Linked DNA regions of Mus musculus: regions 2, 3 and 4 are each linked to region 1. Evidence: chromatin loops called from intact Hi-C (ENCODE). Cell type or tissue: heart. All regions are shown on one strand. Region 1 holds the start of Rab5if (RAB5 interacting factor). Region 2 has its middle 28 kb from the start of Gm14230. Region 3 holds the start of Ndrg3 (N-myc downstream regulated gene 3). Region 4 holds the start of Aar2 (AAR2 splicing factor homolog).

Region 1 (5,000 bases):
GCTCAAAAGAAGGCATGTTAGAGCCATGAATAAACAGACTGGCCCAGTCTTAGGACAGTACGCCAACATGAGATGCTCCCAGGCCGAGGAACTAAGAACACTGCAGCCCAGGAGTGCTAATGCTCACTTCTTTGCTTTAGTAATCAGATGCACACAGTGCCAGTCATAAAAGGAAAACAGAGCCAACCAAGCATGTTGATGCACGCCTGTAATCACCAACAGCACTTGGGAAAAGGAGGCAAAAGGAGCAGGAGTCACGGGGCAACCTGGGCTACACGAGACCCTGTGCCTTTAAAAGAATTTTTTTTTAAATAAAAAATAGAAATGAGGATCCTGAACACTGTGTCTTGCTCACAATCCTAGCGCGTATAAGAGAGCTCCTGTAAGTTCTAAGCTCCAGAGTGAGACAAAAACCACAAGACTGTGATACCCAAGACTTACCCTGCTATTCCCAAGAAGCCTCGCAAGGGCAAAACGCCCCAAATGACACCCAAAACCAGAGCGATGATCTGTCGGAACCAGTAGATCACATCTAAAAATTCATCCTATAGAAAAGACACAATGTATGCGTTATCTGGAGTGGCTGCCACAGGACAGCTACAGGTGGAGAAGCAAAAGCTTATTAAATATTTCCTACAAACTCATTAAGTAGCCCTGGAATCTGCTATGTAAACTAGGCCTTGGGTCAAGAGTACTGAACTAAAGGTGTGGTTCACAATGTCTAGCTAAGCACATGGCTCTTTTCTTTTTTTTCTAAACTTATTTTATATGTATGTTTTATCTTTTTTTTTTAAAGATTTATTGATTATATGTAAGTACACTGTAGGTGTCTTCAGACACTACAGAAGAGGGAGTCAGATCTTGTTACGGATGGTTGTGAGCCACCATGTGGTTGCTGGGATTTGAACTCCGGACCTTCGGAAGAGCAGTCAGGTGCTCTTACCCACTGAGCCATCTCACCAGCCCTGTATGTTTTATCTTAATGTATGCATGAGCACCATGTATGTGCCTGCTGCCCATGGATGCTGGAACACTGGAACTCCTCAGAACTGGAGTTACAGACCGTTGTGACTCACCATATGGGTGCTTGGATTGGAGCCCACTCTAAACTGCTGAGGCCTCTCTAGTCCCCATATGTGGTTCTTTTTTGTTGTTGTTTTCGAGGCAGGGTTTCTCTGTGTAGCTCTGGCTGTCTTGGAATTCACTCTGTAGACCAGGCTGGCCTGCAACTCAGGGATTCCCCGACCTCTGCCTCCCAGTGCACTACCACCACCACCTTGCTCCATATGTGGTTCTTCTGTCATTCCTTCTACTAAAGTGTGATGGGAAACAATATATTTAGACTATTAAGTGACTAATTCCAGAGCCTGTTCTCTACCATATTTTAGAGAAGTCGTTACTTCTTTAAAAGAAGCTGCGTAAATAGAAGTTTGTTTTGAAGTGACAATGGGCACTGTGCTCCTGGCCACAGATAACCCTTGGCTGGCCAGCTAAGTTCTAGAGAGTCTCCAGGAAGAAAAACTATTAACTTCAGTTCCCACCCTTCCTGTACAGCGACTTTTGAGAAAGCCAGAGTTAGGAAAGTGTGGTGGTGGAGAAGTGTGTGCTTAGGCCTGTGCCAGCTCATCTAAGTTTCACCCAACAAAGAGCACTCAGGTTTGTGAACTGCCCTGGACTCCAGACACCAGTCCTTGGACCGGGGAAGATAAAAAATATGACACAGCAGTTCACAAAGACGACAGGTTTTGCAAGAGCTGGGCAGGGCTGGGGGCAGGCCAAGGGCACCTTCAGGAAGTACTCCCCCCCTCCATGGCGGAACTGAAGGGAGGGAAGCCCAATTTCAACAGTCCAAACAACGGAAGGAGTCCAAATATAGCATTCTTTTCAAACCATCTAGAATCGGGCTGAATGGTGACAGGCTTGAAGATCACAGAATGGAGCAATGATAGGAGGCGTCCAGGCTCAGATCCTCTGGAGATGACCAGCGAGTGCATCTTTAAGTCCCCAACCTCTTCTAACCCATGTCTAGCGACTTTCTTACTAACTCACACCCTCTTAAGGTGGTCTTAGAACCGGCTCTCGAATCTTAAAGCTCACAGGGCATGTCTTCTTTCTCATCTAAGCGAGCAAGGACAGAGCCACCCCTCGCAATGTGCAAAGTAAACGCACTTCAGGGATTCCGCACCCGGCACGTGCGCAGTCTTCAGAAGCGCTAACTACTCCGGATCCTGCGGAGCAAACGGCGGGGGATAGCAGGGGCTCCGCTCGCTCCACTACGCGCCGGCCCCCTTGGCACCCCGCTCCCTGCTCCCATGGCCGCGCCCGGCCGATTGGCCGGGGCGAGGGAGACCCGGGCCCGTCCTCCCTCGCCGGGCCTTCTGCACCTTGTCGTCCCAGGCCGCGTCGCTCCGCAGCACCTTGCTCCACACGGACACCTTGAGGGCCCCGTTGGCCAGCTGCGGCTGAGGCGGCTCCTCCTTCCGCCGCCCGCCGCTCATCCTCCCGTCGCGCCGCCCGAGCCGGGCGTGGGGCGCGCGGGCCAAGCCGAAGGGAGTCGGGGTCTGGGACCGCGGGACTCGGCGCGCGGGGCGGCAGCGGTAGTCCGGGCAGCGAGGGACAGTGGCCCGCCGAGGCTCTGCTCGCTCTGCCCAGCGGCCGGCTCGCTAAGCTCCACGGAGCAGGCGCCGCCGAGGGAGGGGCGGGGCCCTGATGACGTGCGCACGCAGCCAATCGGCGGCCACGCGGCGGTCGGCTCCGAAGCTCGGCGACGCCTCGACGCGAGCGTCCCCTCCGGTGGGCGGAAGTGACAGAAGCTTCCGGCGGACGCCAGGGGACGGTGAGCGAGAAGGGACAAGTGCGGCCCGGAGGCGATCTGTGCGCGAGGAGGCGCTGTGAAGACTGAGGCACAGCCCCTCCGAGGAAAGCCGAGATTGTACGTTTCCTTGCCGGCTGAGCCGCGGCTCGTCCCCCGGAGCGACACAAAGAAGAAGTGGCCTTGCATCCTGCTCCGCCTCCCGAGCCGGGTCCTTGGTCCCCGGAAGCCCTGGGCTGCCCCACTGGAGTTACCTTCTGTGCGTTCTCTCCTAAACCTACACGTTATTCACGACTTTGTTCATGACTATGGAAAACAAAACAAAAACAAAAACCAAACCAAAGTTCCCTCGCCTGGCGATGGTGCAAGCCTGTCTACCTGCTGGAGGATGGTAAGTCCCCGGTCACGACAACCTGTCTCAACGGGAAAAAAAACAATTCTGTGAACCCTAACGTCTCCTCTTGCTCAGCGTTCTCTTCTGAGATCCGAATGTGAAGCTGAGATCCCAAGAGAGAAATTCTTTCCTAAGGATGAGGCAAGTTGAAACCAGGGGAGAACCCCACTAGGGGGAATAGAAAAGTAGTAGGTGTCGGGCTAGCTACCCCGTCCTCACTGTGTGTTGTTAGCACTTCCCAGGATGTGTTTTGAAAGGACAGAAGGAGCAGCACCCCCTGCGAACTTGTACAAAGACACGTTGTGGTGTACACTGTGACTCGTCTGCAGTCCAAACCCGGGGAGGAATGTTAGGCTGGCCTGGCTACATTCCAAGATCCCGTGCCCCGTCTGACCTGGGTTACACAGCGAAGCTGGTCTAGCATACAGAGTGAGAGATGCTGCCTCAAACAGACAAATGAGCAAAATCAGTCCCATCCTCCAGATGGTGCCACACAGGATGTGCTATGCTAAGGGATATCACTAAAAAACAAAAGAAAAGAAAAACCCCCCAAGAATTGTTTATTATGTATACATCGTTCTGGCTGCATGTTTGCCTGCAGGCCAGAAGAGAGGTTACCAGATCACATTATAGATGGTTATGAGCTACCATGTGGTTGCTGGGAATTGAACTTAGAACCTCTGGAGGAGCAGCTAGTGTTCTTAATCTATGAGCCATCTCTCCAGCCCGGAACATCACTTTTATGCAGTGAGTTTATAAAGGCAAAGTAATTTGCCTGGAATCATTGAGTTAGTAGTTGGGTTTATTTTACTCTAAATCCGAGTTCTTTTCTTTTTAAAAATAATTATTTCATTCCATAGTATGGGTGTTTTGCCTGCAGTGTGTGTGTGTGTGTGTGTGTGTCTGTGTGTGCACCACTTTGTGTGCCTGCTGCCTAAGAGGGCGACATATCTCCTACAGATAGTTGGGCGCAGTCATTCAGGTGCTTGGAATTGATTTCTTTTTTAAAAGTTTATTTTATATGTGTGTGTATATATATATATATATGTGTGTGTGTGTGTGTGTGTGTGTGTATACACAAATATATATGTGTATATATATATACACACACACACACACACACATATGTACATATATATGCTGTTGCTGTCTTCAGACACACAGGAAGAGGGCATTGAATCCCATTACATATGGTTATGAGCCATGATGTGGGTGCTGGGAATTGAACTCAGGACCTCTGAAAGAGCAATCAGTGCTCTTAATTCTGTCCAGCCCGGAACTGAATTCCTAAGCCAGAATTCGTAAGCACTGTGCCATCTCTCTCCAGTCGTGTGTGTGTGTGTGTGTGTGTGTTCCTAAGCCAGAATTCGTAAGCACTGTGCCATCTCTCTCCAGTCGTGTGTGTGTGTGTGTGTGTGTGTGTGTGTGTGTGTGTGTGTGTGTGTGTGTGTGTGTGTGTGTGTGTGTGTGTGTGTGTGGTGTGTGTGTGTGTGTGTGTGTGTGTGTGTGTGTGTGTGTGTGTGTGTGTGAAATAGGATCTCACTATAGAGCCCTTGGCTGGCCTGGAGTTTGCTATATAGGCCAGGTTGATCTGAAACTTACACAGTTTCAGCTGTGTCTCCTTCCTCAGGGTACTGAGATTAAAAGCAGGCCTCACCATGCCAGCCTGTGTATGCTCTTAAAAAGTTATCTTGCCAAGTGTGGTTCCAGCATCAGACTGAAGAAGCAGGTGAATCTCTGTGAGTTTAAGGTCAGGCTGATCTACACAGCGAGTTCCGAGACAGCCAGGACTAC
Region 2 (5,000 bases), 54 kb after region 1:
AACAAAACACGGTGGTGGTGGTGGTGGTGGTGGTGGTGGTGGTGGGGAGATCTCTCAGGAGGTGAGAGTGCTGGTTTGGCTGCTCTTCCAGGGACCCAGATTATATTCTCAGCACCCACGTGGTGGCTCACAACCTATAGCTATTTCAAGGGGTCTGAAGCTCCCATCTGGCCTCCTCAATTACCATGCACCCATGGGGTACACAGTCATAGAGACAGGCAAAGCACCTACACACACACAGTAATAAAAAACAACAAAGATTAAAAAAAAAAAAAAAAGAAGTAAGAAAACTCCTTAGGGAAAACATTAAGCCTTGCAGTTCCAGCCCTGGCTTCCAGGGTTCAGGAATTCACACTGCATACCCCAGGGTTTTCCATGTCCAGTATCCGACTTCCTTTTGAGTCAGCACTGCTTGCTGCTTGCAGCTTGTCCTGCAACACTGCTCACTCCCGGCCAGTATTGCCTTCCTGGGCTCCCGTTGCATCTTTAGCTGCACTCATACTTTGCTCTCTTTGTGGCCGCTGGCAGTAATTGGGCCATCTTGGAGCACAGCCTCGCTGTCCTCTGTGTACCCAGGTAGCTGACTAAGCTTGGGGACAGGACTCCTGCCACCTGTGTAAGTGCCCCTGGGCAGAGGTCTTTCTTCTCAAGGGACAGTCAAATGTGCTTCCTCTTTGCATGGCTTTGAGCCTGCCTTGATTGGGCTTTTGCCAGTTCCTGAGATGCCCTCAAGGCATCCTTTTCTCATTTTTATTAGCATTTATTAATTGTACAAAGTAATGGGTCTCATTATGACATTTTATACATGTGTATAATAGTCTGTGGTCATCTTCCATCCCTTATTATCATATTCTGGTCCCCCAAGGCATCTTTTCTATTGCCTTGGTGCAAAGCACTTGACTTTTTTTTTTTTTTTTTAATGGCAGGGTTTCTCTGTGTATCCCTGGCTGTCTTGGAACTCACTCTGAAGACCATGCTAGCCTCAAACTCAGAGATCCACCAGTTTCTGCCTACTGAGTGCTAGGATTAAAGGTGCGTGCCACCACGGCCCAACATACGTGATCTCTTTTTACAATAAAATATGTATTATTACTTTATTAGTATGAGTGTTTTGCTTGTGTGTATGTCTGTGTACTACAGTTCTGCCTGGTGCCTGTGGAGGCCAGAAGAGAGCACTGGAGTCTCTCTTCACTGAAGTGAAGTCACTGAAGTGGTTGTGAGCTGGGGATTGGACTTGAGTCCTCTGGAGAGCAGCCAGTGCTCTTAGCTGGAACCATCTCTTCAAACTTGGCTTCCTTGTAACACTCCACCATCAGTCAGTCCTTGCCCCAACTTACACAGGTGTTTCTGACTAAATGACGTGTGTGTGTGTGTGTGTGTGTGTGTGTGTGTGTGTGCGCGCGCGCGCGCGCACCTGTTCTGCTCTTTTTGTTCCTTTTTTTTTTTTATGTATATGAGTACACCATTACTCTCTGTAGGCACACCAGGAGAGGGCATCAGATCCCATTACAGATGGTTGTGAGCCACCATGTTGTTGCTGGGAATTGAAGTCAGGACCTCTGGAAGAGCAGTCGGTGCTCTTAACCGCTGAGCCATCTCTCTAGCTCCTTTGTTCCTTATTCTTACTGTAGACCTGGGTGACAACAGCTAACAGTGCTGCTACAGCCAGAATGCTGGGTTGACTTGAAATATTCATCAGATTCAGCCCCTTACCTTCGAACTCAGCCTCCTACAAAGTCTCAGCGCGGGGACAAATGTCGGACGCCTGCAGCATTGTCTGGCTTCCCTGGCTCTCCACTTCAGCTTTCTCACGTTCTCACCTCAAATCTGTTCGGAAGGTTTCTGGCCCACGTGATCAGATCTTCGAGTAGTGTGTTTGCTGCGTCTTAACGTCTGTCATTCTGTTAGTTACACTTGGTGTCACTTTGCCAAAGTACTTGACGTGAACAGCTCAGGAAGGGAAAGACGCGTTTATGTACAGGATGCCGCAGATCTCAATTCATAGGCCCCAGCTCTGATTCCCCAGCGCCTTGGGGAAAAGGAACTGGTACGTGAGGGTGGGGGCGGGGGGGGGGGGGCATGTGGCAGACTCTCACCTCCTGTCAGACTCTGGGCCAGGAGAATTTCTGATGGGATGCTAGGAGCCCTTGCTAAACGAACTGGGTAGGGGTCCTGGTTAGAAGGAGGGCCAAGTGGAGGCCTCAGACGCCATTCTCAAGCATCTGGGCTGAGTGGGGAAGTTTGGTCAGGCACAAGGGCCTTGGGAGGAAGCCTGACTTCCTCCCTCAACCTCTGCAGATGCCATCTTCTCCCAGAACCCTCAGTGGTTATTGGGTTCTTGAGGGTTCCTTCGGCCTGTGGCCACTGGGGCCTTAGATAGCATCCTGGCTTTTTAGATAGACCACAAGTTCTGAAGAGGAAGCAACATCCCAGCTGGGAATTCTGGGACCTAGGTCTCCAGTTTATGCAGTGTCCTTGGGTGGCCCCTAGTGGCAAGATATGGTAACACTTTGTGTTTTTGAGGCAGGGTCTCATGTAGCCCTGGCTGTCTTTGAACTCTTTCTTGCTCCTCTCAGGTACTGGGATTAAAGGTGTCTTCCTCCACGTCCTGCTTAGCTGAATTGAATGCGTCTCCATTCGCCAGCAAATCCAGTATGTACTTGTGCACCAGATGTCTTAATTAGGTTTTACTGCTGTGAACAGACACCATGACCAAGGCAACTCTTATAAGGACAACATTTAATTGGGACTGCCTTATAGGTTCAGAGGTTCAGTCCAGTATCATCATGGTGGGAATATGGCAGCATCCAGACAGGTGGAGGCAGAGCTGAGAGTTCTACATCTTCATCTGAAGGCAGCTAGTGGAAGATTGACTTCTAGGAAGCTAGGACAAGGGTCTTAAAGCCCAAGCCCACAGTGACACACTTACTCCAACAAGGCCACACCTCTAAATAGTGCCACTCCCTGGGCTAAGCACATACAAACCATCACAGCAGGTTTTGTCGATACCTTTACTTTTTTTTTAATTACTTTATTTTAAATTAAGTGCGCATGTGTGGGTCTGTGCACATGCTGCCAGTGCCTTTGGAGGGTAGAGGAGGCAGCTGCTCCTGGGGCTGGAGTTAGAGGAATTGTGAGTGGCTCAATGTGTATGGGAGATGGGACTCGGATTCTGGTCTCTTCATTCTGGTCCTCTTCAATAGTAGTGTGTTCTCTCAACTGTTGAGCCATCTCTCCAGCCTTCTGATGCATTGCCTTTTATTTATTTTATTTTAATGGGTATGGATGGCTTGTCTGCTTGCACATCTATGCCCCACATGTGTGCCTGCTGCCTCAGAGGCCACAAAGAGGGCATCAGATTTCCCTGGAACTGGAGTTGCAGACAGTCATCAGTGCTACAAATTGAGCTCAGCTCCCGGAGGCACAGCCAGTGCTCTGACCGCTGAACCATCTCTCCAGCCCTGATACATTTACTGTGGATGCAAGCCCTAGATGGATATTCTTTCATGATTGCTTGCTTTGTTTATTTTTGGAGGTGAGGGTCTCACTTTGTAGCCCCAATCTGCCTGCCTCTACCCACTGAGTGCTGGGACCAAAGGTGTGCACCGCGCAGGCCCCGTGCGATGGCTGTTCCTGCCATCAACTTGATGTAACCGGAAAGAATACACCTCAGCTGAGGAAATGGCTCAATCATATGGGTCTGGGCAGACCTGTATGGCATTTTCTTGACGCTTGACTGACGCAGGAGGGTCTAGCCCGGTGTGAGTGTAAGCATGGAATAAGCATGCGTTCCTCCATGGCCTCTGCTTGGGTTCCTGCTCCAGGCTCCTACCTCAGCTTGCCTCTGTGACTGACTGCAACCTGTAAGTCAGATGATGACTCTCCTCTTCCCAAGTTTGCTTTGGTTAGTGTTTTATCCCAGCTCCAGAAAGCACACGAGGACATCTTGGTACTTTGCCTTTACTCCATGAGGTTTATCAGGATTTGCTTTCAACTGTATGCATGTGCATGTCCATGTATACATGTGTGTGTATACACACACACATACATATACACATATACATTTATACACACACATACACATATACATATATACACACACACACGTATATATATATATCTCCATATATACATATATATGGAGAGAAAGAGAGAGAGAGAGAGACTTATTTTGAGATGTGTACTGGATCTCATTGTGTAGCACAGGCTGGCATCCGTTGCTGGGATTACTGTTGTACCCGACCATGCCCAGCTTAATCTCCTAGATTGGATGCAGCTTCGCAGCTTCGGTGGTTTAGAATTATCTGAATTGGGGGCTGGAGAGATGGCTCAGAGGTTAAGAACACTGACTGCTCCTCCAGAGGTCCTGAGTTCAATTCCCAGCAACTACATGGTGGCTCACAACCATCTGTAATGGGATCCAAAGCCCTCTTCTGGTGTGTCTGAGGACAGCTACAGTGTACTCATATACCTAAAATAAATAATTCAAAAAAATAAAAAGAATTGTCTGAATTGAATTAAGCAAACTAATTTCTCTTATAAACCTATGGTCAACACTTTATAAACCCATTTAGTTTTGTTGTGTTTTGAGACAGAGCCTTTTTTTTTAAAGATTTATTTACTATTATACATAAGTACGCTGTAGCTGTCTTCAGAGATACCAGAAGAGGGCATCAGATCTTATTATGGGTGGTTTCGAGCCACCACATGGCTGCTGGGATTTGAATTCAGGTCCTCTGGAAAAAGCAGTCAGTGCTCTTACCCACCAAGCCATCTCGCCAGCCGGCCGAGACAGAGTCTTAACGATTGGCCTAGAACTCAAAGAGACCCACCTGCCTTTGCCTCCTGGGTGCTGGGGTTGAATGTGCACCACCACAGCCGGCTCCTCTCAGTATTGATAACAACTGTTCGAGGTACAGGGTGATATCTTGGGTTTATAGATGAAAGCTGAGCCTCACAAAGGCTAACTAACTTGCCCAAGACCAGTGGAGTGGCTCCGT
Region 3 (5,000 bases), 130 kb before region 1:
CATGCTAGGTGACAGGCTGCTGTGGCTCTGTGCTGGTGCGTCTCATCCCTGCCCTCAGAGGCAATAGCAGTGTCTCTGCACTGTGCTGAAGAAGCCCCTGATGGTGGCCAATATAGATGACTGCTGCACTTCAGCCAGGGGCTGCGCTGCCAGCTTGGGCAACTCTGTCAAGGCCATCTTTGATGCCCCCTCCATGACCTACAGCTACTTGACCCCTGACCTCTGGAAAGAAACTGTTCAACAAGTCTCCTTATCAGGAATTCACTGATCACCTTGTGAAAACCCACACCAGATCTGTTCAGAGGACCCAGGCTCCAGCTGTGGCTACACATAAGTCTTTCTATACAAAAAGATAAAGTGGATTAAGTTGGTTAAATAAATAATTATGCCTCCATGTCATTATTTGGAAATTGGGGTGGTCATAGAAAAGCCCAGACAGTTAACACCTAGTTATCAAAGATAGAATGATACTGTCCAGAGTAGAACGAAGAAGGAAACCAGACAGCTTCCAAGAAAGCCTGTATTTGAGAATCAAAGATGTTATTACTGACTGTTGTTTCAAGAGCAGATAGACTTTGGAACATGTCTTCATCTCACTTTGCTCAGTCATCCTCAAAGGTGACTGTGCCTTCCTCCATTTTCTTACATCCGATCACATTTGTTTATAAGTGTTCAAACTTGAAGATGGAAAATGTGTTTGATGTCTTCAACTTAAAAATGACTAGAACGTTTAAAAAACAAAGCATGAAAACTTGGACCTCAGCACTAAAGAAGTAGAAGCTAGAGTCAGGAGTTGCAGGCTCTGGGCTACACAGCAGCTGCTAGGCCAGTGGTTTGTGTTGGCCTGTCTCAGTGGTACTGAGCTCCAAGCATGGTTTATGCTTATTCACAGCTTTATGAGAGAGGCTTTGTTTTTTGTGTCATTTATAGAACATTGGCAATGTTTCCTAATTTAGCCAGTAATATGTACTGAGGGTAAACTTGCAGTTCAGTGCTTTGTTAACAGTTAAATATAAATCATGTGGGGGCTGGTGAGATGGCTCAGTGGGTAAGAGCACCCGACTGCTCTTCCGAAGGTCCAGAGTTCAAATCCCAGCAACCACATGGTGGCTCACAACCATCTGTAACGAGATCTGACGCCCTCTTCTGGTGTGTCTGAAGACAGCTACAGTGTACTTACATGTAATAAATAAATCTTAAAAAAAAAAAAATATAAATCATGTAATAAAATGCCTTCAATACTAGTTTTGCCTTCATTCAGATTGGCTTGGGCCTGGCCTGGGTTTGTTTAATTTTACCCTTCTAGGTAGACAGTTCACTGAAGGAAGATGGCAGAAACTGATAATAGGCCAACCTACCTAATGCTACAACCCTTTAATAACATAAGTTGCTCATGTTGAGGTGAGCCCCAGACACACAATTATCTGTTGTTCCTTTATAACTAATTTGCTAGTGTTATGAATCAAATATAAATATCTGATATGTAAGCCCTGTGAAAGAGTCAGCTCCCAAAGGTATGGTGACCCTTGTGCCATAGAGGAGTGCTGTTTCCCAGCTTCTCTCATGGCTTGTTCAGCTTGCTTTGTTATCCCCTCCAGGGCCACCTACCCATAGTAGGCTGGGTGCTCCCATTATCAGTCATTACTAAGAAAATACACTACACAGTCCAATTTACTAGGGGCCTTTTCTCAACTGAGATTCTCTTCCCAAATTACTTTATTTCAAATTGACATAAAAGTTGCCAGCACATGCAGGCAACGTTTTGATTCTAGTCTGGAGAGATGACTTAGTGTTTAGATGTGCACTGTTCGTAGAGAGGACTGGAATTCATGTCTGTAATCTCCCATTTCAACATTCTGCAGCTGTCTTTAGTAGGAATCTGCTACATTTATATGAACATCACTGCCCTGCACAGATGCTCGTATATGCACAATTAACAATGAAAATCTTTAATTGTTGAGTCAATAATATGTTCAGTCGTTTTTTGTTTGTTTTGTGTGAAGTAACCAACTCTCTTGTTCTACTCAAGAAGGAAATAATATGGCTGCCATTTGTAAAAGATGGAAGAGGACTAGGAATTTGATTCCTGGAAATCGAATCCCTGAGGCTCAGGAGTGCCAGATGATCTTGAGTGTAGCTTTAAACCTTGTTAAAACAAGTATGTCATGGCCCATAAGAGCTTACTAATAATTCAACCATGAGGGAGAGGTAGGTGTGCAGAGAAAACATTTCACATCCCCTCCTGGCAGTTCTGAGCAACAGCCTCCGGGACACCGCAAGAAGAAAAACTACAGCCAAGATGGCGCTGCTAGAGACTCTGTAGGCCTGACCACCATTTTGTCTGTAGTTCCTAGCGTAAGCAGGCGCGTTGCGCATGCGTAAACCCCCGGCATCCTCAGCGCGCCTGCGCTGCGCAGCGCCCCCCCTCCTTGCTGCTGCTGCTGCTGCTGCTGCTGCTGCTGCCGCTGCTGCTGTAGATTGACGGCCCCGCGCTAGCGCTTCAGGTGAGTGAGCGCCTCTACCACAGCGGGCGGAGGGCGCGCCGCGCGGTACGCCCGCCCGGGTGTCGCTCCTCTGTGCGCTGCGGACCGATGGCCACGCGACCAGCCCCGGGTCCTCGCGGTCGGCCTTCTCTGAGCCCCCCGAGCCTATCGCGTTCAGCCCGGCCTCCCGCGCCCCTGCCGGTACCTAGTCGGCGGAGGGCAGCGTGTGACCTGTTGGGGTCCGGCGTCGCTACAGAGGTCTGCACCCTCCGTCGCTGGAACCCCCTGAGGCTGTCACCCGTTCTCCGCCTCTCACGGCGGAGCACGGAGCTCCTAGAGCTGAGCATCCACCTACCCCGTTGCCCCTCACAGCCCAGAGAGTTTTGACAGGGGCCTGGACTCGCCTTCTGTGGGTTTCTTCCCAAAGCCACAGAGGCACTCTTCTCTCCTGGGACCACAGGACCACGGTTTGTCTAAAGCCCACTTTGTAGCCAAAGAAACTGAGGCACGGAGAGGTGAAATGTCGCGTCCAAGGTCATGCAACTGACAAGTGACACGGCCAGCTCTCTTAACTCAGAGGCGGTGGGGCTTTCACAGCCAGAGCTGGTGGGGTTTGACCTTGTATCTTTAAATTTGGGGCGGTGGGGAATACACTTGTCATTTATCTAGAGTTGCTTTTAAAGGTCGTAAAAGTGGGCTACGAATAGAATTATCTTCTGGTCAGTACGGTGGAAATGCTGTTGTGATAACAATCGCGATGTTAACGTGAACTGGCTCCCTCCCAAATACTCGCTTTGTGCCAGGGATCTTGCTAAAGGTTTTATTAAGATCGGTTCACCTTTGTACCTCGCTGCTTCCCTATCCAGTGCTTTCTCCCTTCTTTTTCTCGAAGCCGTTTTTTCCCCCTGCAGAGCTCTCCTGCATGTCACAGGTAGACTTGGAGCCTCATGGCTTAAGCTGAGAGGCTCTCCCCTGTGGCTCCCTGGTAGAACACAGTAAGCCTCTCCTGCGTCAACCCCACTCCCCTCCCCCAGGGTGTCCCCCCCCCAGCCCCCCAAGGTATAATTAGCATTTCTTTTCTAGCTGTCAGGACTAGGCTGGCTGGGCTGGCTGGACTTGTGGAGGTGACAGAGCAGATTTAGCCAGTATCACCTCTTTTTGGGACTTTCTGGCTCTGCTCCAAAGCTGGTCTTGAGCATTTTCAGGCTTTAAGATAAAACGAGAAAGCGTTGACACGGTGGTGAAGAATCTAAGACACCTCCTTTGATTTGAGTTCCAAATGAACAGCTATAAAAATGTGTTGATTTTTTTTTTTTTTTTGCCCCCAAAATAACTAGCACAAACTGCCTTTTCCTCCCTTAGCAAATCCTCCTCCACACTTCAAAGGCTCCACAAAATTTTCATCTTCCCTGCTTAATTTTCCTAACTAGAATTAAATAATACATAGCAGGCTGCAGGCCCGGGTCTTATCCTCAGTAAGATCCCCCCCAACCCCACCCCCATCCCCGGCCAGGTCAGGCGCAGTCTTTGCACCCCCAAATGCCTGGGTCCTGGTTGGCCAAAAAAAAAAAAAAAAAAAAAAAAACTGAGTTCCAGCTGTTCCTTGCCGTTACTCAAAGGGTAATTAATGTTCTATTGCTATTCTGTTGGTCCTCTTGCCCTCCAGTTTCTCTTTGCTGTCCCTCCCTTTATATTTCTCTTCAGATTATCCTGTATCAGCCTTAGTCCACCCTTTTGTTTTTGAAAGTTTGCAGATGATGGTCTTGCATCTAGAAGTCTCCCCGATAGTGGAGCAGGTATATGCTTCTTTAGCCTACATGGGAGTTTTTATTTTTATGTGGCAGTAGGAGTGCCTGAGGCTTATGACATTTTAGTCTGCACTTGAAATTCATGTGAGATTCAGTTTCTCATTCTTTTACTTTGTGTGGCTTATTAGCCCAGGTGACAGCTGAGTGATCATAGTTTTTATTGTCTATCAATATGTAGTATTTGTAACATGCACGTATTAGGACTCTTTTAGAGGTCAGAGGACAATTTTGAAACAGTCAGTTCTTTTACTATGAGGATCCTAAATTGAGATCATTAGGATTGGGGGAAAGTGCCTTTACCAGCTGAGCCATTATGCCAGCTCTATATTATTATTATTATTATTATTATTATTAGCAGAGCCTTGCTTTATAGGCCAGTCTATCCTCAAACTCATGATCTTTTGACCTCAACCTCCAGGATACTAGGATTTCATGTACCACCACATCTGACTTAATAAAGTTTCTTAAAATTTTTTTTTATTTAATTATTGGTGGGACCACAGATGCTATGCTGTGCATGTGGAAATCAGAGTACAATTTTGTGGAGTCAGTTCTAACCATTCACCTTTCTATGGGTTTTGGAGACTGAATTCAGGGTTCCAGGCAAGCATCTTTCCCCACTGAAAGGCCCTAATAAAGCTTCTTTTAAAAAAATTATTATTTATTTTATGTATGTGAGTACACTGTCACTCTCTTCAGACACACCAGA
Region 4 (5,000 bases), 320 kb after region 1:
GAAAATCAGAATCAAAGAGATTTGGGGGTTTTGATTTAAGGATCAAGAGTCTTCATTCCACCACTCCAGGGGCACCACTTAAAGACAGGTGGTCACACAGTACCAAAATAAAACCTGCCTGCTGGTACTGCAGGCTTGTGTCCACTGCCCATCAGATGTCCCTCTTTCAACAGCAGTGGAAGGTAGAAACGGCTCAAATGGCTCATTTTAAATTAGAAGAATGCAAAAGTCGCCTTAAGCTACAATTCTACCTAAAACCTGCTACTGGAGAGTACCATAAGATGACCAAATCAAACTGGCTACCTAATTTTCCATGAGCATCTAAAATTAACAAAAAGTCTGAGGAGCGAAGGAGAGTTTTTCAAACTCCCTTCTTTCACTCATCAAAAGCCTAGTTGGAAATGAGGGAAAGCAAAGGGCTGGGCTCTTAGTTTAAAACAACTTGCCAGGGTGCAGTGCTACATGCCTGTATTCCCAACCCTTGATCTGGAGTTCAAAATCACCCTTGATTGCTAGAGACGGTCTTCTCAGAAATCAACAATGAAACCAAGCGGCTGGTGAGAACGCGGTTCATCAGGTGCAGTGCTTGTCCATTATACACAAAGGATCCTTGGAACCACAAAAACGATTACAAAAAAAATTCTGTGATAGACAAAGACAGAGGCACAGGATCAGACACTAAAGTCATTCTCAGTACACAGTGAACCGGAGGCCAGCCTGGGACACATACACAAGACACTGTCTTAAAAACAAGCAAACAATCACAAAACAAAAGCACTGAAAGTCCAGGGATCAAACAACTTCCCCAGAGTCACAATCCCGCCAGAGACTGACATGGCAGGTCTACAGTGAGTGCTTGAGGAGAGGCTTGGATTCTTTATCTTATCCACATTTAAATTCCCTATAAAGACACTTTGATTAAAAGCAAAGGGGTTGAGGGTGCTGGCAAATGCTCAGTGAGTAGAGGCACCTGCCTTGTAAGCCTGACAACCTCACTTCGATGGCCAGAGCCCACTCAAGGGTGGAAGGAGAAAAGAGAGCACACAAAGCTGTCTAACCTTCACATGTTTGCCCCAGCATATGACCCACCACCCCATCATGCACTCACATGCACTCGATGCTAAAAACAACTGTGTAGCAGACACTGTCGTCTCTGCAGTATCTGTAAGAATGTTTTCAGCAAGAACCAATCAATGCAAGCCAATCAAGTACTTCAACTTTTACTGAACTGAGTACTAAGTCACTTACTCATCCTACTGACAAAACACTCAGATTACAGGCACTACCCAGGATCTTTACTGGGCCCCAAAAGAAATATCCACAGAATAAGACTACTGAAAACCAGATATTTGTATTTTACACAGAAGTGGCCTCAAAATACACAAGCAGAAAAATCGAGTGCTGCTTGATGTTTACTCTTTTATTTAAAACAAACAAAAAATCCTTTTACAAAAAAATATTAGGAGCACACTTCATTGTCTTTACCTAAAAAAACAGGAGAAAAGACTCTAAATTAGCACTCTTTTTCAAACTGCAAGATGTATCTTGAGTTAAGAAATCATTTTTAGCCGGGCGGTGGTGGCGCACGCCTTTAATCCCAGCACTTGGGAGGCAGAGGCAGGAGGATTTCTGAGTTCGAGGCCCAGCCTGGTCTACAAAGTGAGTTCCAGGACAGTCAGGGCTACACAGGGAAACCCTGTCTCGAAAAAACAAAACAAAACAAAACGAAAGAAAGAAAGAAAGAAAGAAGGAAGGAAATCATTTTTAGACAGAAAGCTATCTGAAATAATGAGAAAAGTTACACAGAAGCCAGAAGAGGATGCTGAATTCCCTGACACTGGAGTTAGAGGTGGGTTTAGCACCATGGCGCCCTTAGGAACTGAGTCCAGGTCCCCTGGAAGAGCAGACAAGTCTCTTAACCACCAAGTCATCTCTCCAGCACCAAGAAGAGAACTTTTAAGCTATTGGAATGCCACAAGTAACAAGGATAGGAATGGTTCCAAGAAGACATGTGCTTGTATATACATGTGATCACAGCATAAAAGTCTTGTGACTGTAGTTCACAGTAAAAAAAAAAAAAAGTCTGAAACACAAACGAATACTCTTCACAAGCCTGCAATACAGAGACAACTCCTCAGCGTATTCACCGCCTTCCAAGAGTGGAGAGTACTTGGTCCTCAATGCGTTCTCTATCTGGCTTTAGGGAATGGCCCGAAAACGCTGCATGAATTTCCCTGGGCAACTCTTCAGCTAATTTAATACCACCCCAATCCGAAGGATTGTTCTAACCACACTGGCTTCTTTCTTACCCTCACACCAGAGAAAACTCTACCCATAGCACTTGGTCACACAATTATTTTTCTTTTTTTAATCTTAGTAAAGCCTCCTCGACCCGGGACTAAGTCAAATGTTGGTGATGACACTCTGGCTACCCTGTTGCCGTTCAGTTCCAGGGACAGGTGTGTAACTTTGTGTACTTGGTTGAAGACTGTCATGCCCACAAGACTCGAGTCCCTGATGCCTAGCATACACACGAAGCTTAATTTTTTTTTTTTAACTTACGATAATATGCACTTTAAATAAAGCCAGGAAGCCGGGTAGGTGACTTACCGGAAGCCACGCAGATCCAGCTCGAGTGAGTCTCGTTCTCTGGTTACAGTTAAAGGGGTGTGGGGGGAAGTTCCTTCGGGAGCCCCAGAGACCCTGACCACGGTGTCCTCAGGGACGGGTTCTCAGGAAGAAAGGCCTCCTCAGACACCAGCTCACAAAGCCAGACTCCGCCAGCGCGATTCTGAGACAAGAAGCGAGGTGGCCCGACCACACACAAGGAAACCGGAGGCCGAAAGGCGCACCGAGGGCCGACACTCACCGTAGCACCTCAAGCTCCGGTTCCGCGGAAACGGGACGGAAGTTCGGCTGCTTTGGTGCCGGATAGGTGCTACGGAAAAAGTAGTCCGGCGGAGCCCCGAGTCTCAGAAGAAATGGCCCGTGCTTCCAGGTTCCTCACGATAAGCACTTCATTTTCTTCTTACTGTTTCGTTTTACTTCCCGAATTATAAATAACGACTTTAATTAAACTATCCACTTTATATCCCCGTCCAGAAACATACTCACCATCCACAGTCCTTTTGGTCTCAAGCAGACACGGGCTGGCCAAAGCATGGTTCAGGTGTTGGCACACAGTAGCCACAGACTGGCTCAGTCATGGTTGGTCCTCTTTAGCCACATTTCCTATGCCGGTCACCATGTCAAAAGTTCCCTATTATCTCCAAGTCCCGGCTTCCAGACACATTCATCCCTAGTTTCAGAACCAAGGCTGTTGCCTGAAGGGAGAACCAGTCCCTTCAAACGCAAACACAGCAGTTCCTCTGGAAATGACCACCCAGTGTTTTCCAGGCCTTACAGAATACAGCAGTCAAGCTATAAATGTGCACTGAGTGAGGAAACCTGACTGTCTTTTTCTTCTCTATTTCCTTAGAACCTAGCACATAGCCCTCATAAATGTACTGTGTATTTAATAACAAATCAAATGATGTGTATAGTAAATGACTATCCATAGGCCTTGCTGTATTAGTCAGGGTTCTCTAGAGTCACAAAACTTATGGGTAGTCTCTATATAGTAAGGGAATTTGTTGATGACTTACAGTCTGTAGTCCAGCTCTCCAACAATGGTGAGCAGCAGCTGTGAATGGAAATCCAAGGATCTAGCAGTTGCTCAGTCCCACAAGGCAAGCAGGTGAACAAGAGAGAGAGAGAATCTTCCTTCTTCCAATGTCCTTATGTAGGTCTCCAGCAGAAAGTGTGTGCCCAGATTAAAGGTGTGTGCCATCACACCTGGATCTGGAACTTGCTTTGTCCCACATGACTTTAAACTCAGAGATCTCCCCTGTCTTAATCTTCTCGGATTCATAACCACTATGCCTCAAGATTTCCATGCCATTATCCAGGTCAGACACTTGCATCTCCCAGCCTCCAGATTAGGGTCACTGTGAGCCTACCAATTCTGGATTGTAGTTCATTCCGGATATAGTCAAGTTGACAACCAGGAAGAGCCAGTACACTAACCTTGTGCTCAGTGGTTCTGTACATCAGAACTCCACCATGAGCCAGAGCTACTGGGAGATACATAGATACTACTTCTAATCTCCTCACTAACCATAGCCAAGATGTGACCCTCCTCTAATCTTGTACTGCCAACTTTCCCGACCTGATTGTAAGCTTGTTTATCTATAAAGGCAGGATTCTCAAAGGCCTTCAGTCTCTTCTTCGGGTGACTTTACCAAGACTGGCTGTAGCTACAATGGCTGACAGAGCAGAAGACAAATAACCTCCAACTTCACTATTGCCCACCTGCCTCTTAAGTGGCCTTCCTACAGCACTGATGGTTGTCAATGGAGAGAAACCATAAAAGCATGCCCAAATTCCTGGAAAAGCCTTGCTATTCCCAGAAAGGACGGGAGTCCCTCTGCCCCCTTTACTGGCTATTGATTGATTGCATCATACCTGCATATCTATAAGCCCGGGTTGGTAAAGGGCTTGATCTGAGTTTAATCTCCCATCTCTGTTCCTATCCCTTGCTGATAGATATGTCCTCCATCTTTTTACTGGTGCTACAATTCTGGGAGAAGAATGACCAAGTATAGGGATAAAGACTTGGCAATTAGGATTCTCAATTTACAAAAGAGGAAACTGAGCTTCACAGAGGCACCACAAACCCCAAGAGTACAAACAAACAAACAAACAAACAAACAAACAAACAAACAAACCATGTGATCTAAAAGCAGCTGGAGTTCTAGCCCCTGTGCTGCTGCTTCTTGTGTGTCATTGTTCCCCAGCGACAGCTGACCACATCAATCTGCCCCACTCACAACTTCACAATTCATGTTTTAGGGGGCTGCAGACTAGGCTAGACAGGGCAATCATAGTTAATCACAGTGGGCTGCCACAGGTTAGCCAGAGGTGAGTCAGGCAGTCAATCTCAACCTTCCCTATCAGTTCCA

The links. Hi-C counts contacts between places; a loop is a spot of excess contacts. Peaks named below come from ENCODE experiments on the same cell type or tissue, not always from the same donor. Only the 100,000 strongest peaks of a DNase experiment are listed, where the experiment ranks them.
Region 2: a loop joins it to region 1, with 4 times the contacts of the local background. A loop is called at or near these places in 16 of 42 quality-filtered maps.
Region 3: it touches region 1 in a loop (2.4-fold over the local background); 21 of 42 quality-filtered maps call a loop at or near these places.
Region 4: it touches region 1 in a loop (4-fold over the local background); 6 of 42 quality-filtered maps call a loop at or near these places.

Annotation. Positions count from the first base shown.
Region 1 is chr2:156,860,802-156,865,801 of GRCm38, reverse strand. Rab5if (RAB5 interacting factor) reads right to left here and starts at 2,680. Exons shown (of 4, transcript NM_026124.3): 1 at 2,385-2,680; 2 at 442-545. The coding sequence starts at 2,498. It overlaps 5430405H02Rik (RIKEN cDNA 5430405H02 gene), which reads left to right and starts at 2,857. Exons shown (of 3, transcript NR_027914.1): 1 at 2,857-3,203. In heart, a CTCF peak has its summit at 2,834; DNase peaks (open chromatin) are centred at 1,791, 2,781 and 3,501; H3K4me3 peaks cover 3,268 bases; H3K27ac peaks cover 2,966 bases.
Region 2 is chr2:156,807,161-156,812,160 of GRCm38, reverse strand. No RefSeq gene overlaps it. Among named protein-coding and RNA genes, the nearest start is that of Gm14230, 28 kb to the left of the region's middle. In heart, a CTCF peak has its summit at 2,493 (motif pointing left); a DNase peak (open chromatin) is centred at 2,460; H3K27ac peaks cover 483 bases.
Region 3 is chr2:156,989,503-156,994,502 of GRCm38, reverse strand. Ndrg3 (N-myc downstream regulated gene 3) reads left to right here and starts at 2,392. Exons shown (of 16, transcript NM_013865.2): 1 at 2,392-2,504. It also overlaps the pseudogene Gm14276. In heart, CTCF peaks have their summits at 2,277 and 3,447; a DNase peak (open chromatin) is centred at 2,372; H3K4me3 peaks cover 1,724 bases; H3K27ac peaks cover 1,734 bases.
Region 4 is chr2:156,545,494-156,550,493 of GRCm38, reverse strand. Aar2 (AAR2 splicing factor homolog) reads right to left here and starts at 2,918. Exons shown (of 4, transcript NM_026661.4): 1 at 2,611-2,918. In heart, no CTCF peak of the experiment used is centred here; a DNase peak (open chromatin) is centred at 2,813; H3K4me3 peaks cover 1,763 bases; H3K27ac peaks cover 1,156 bases.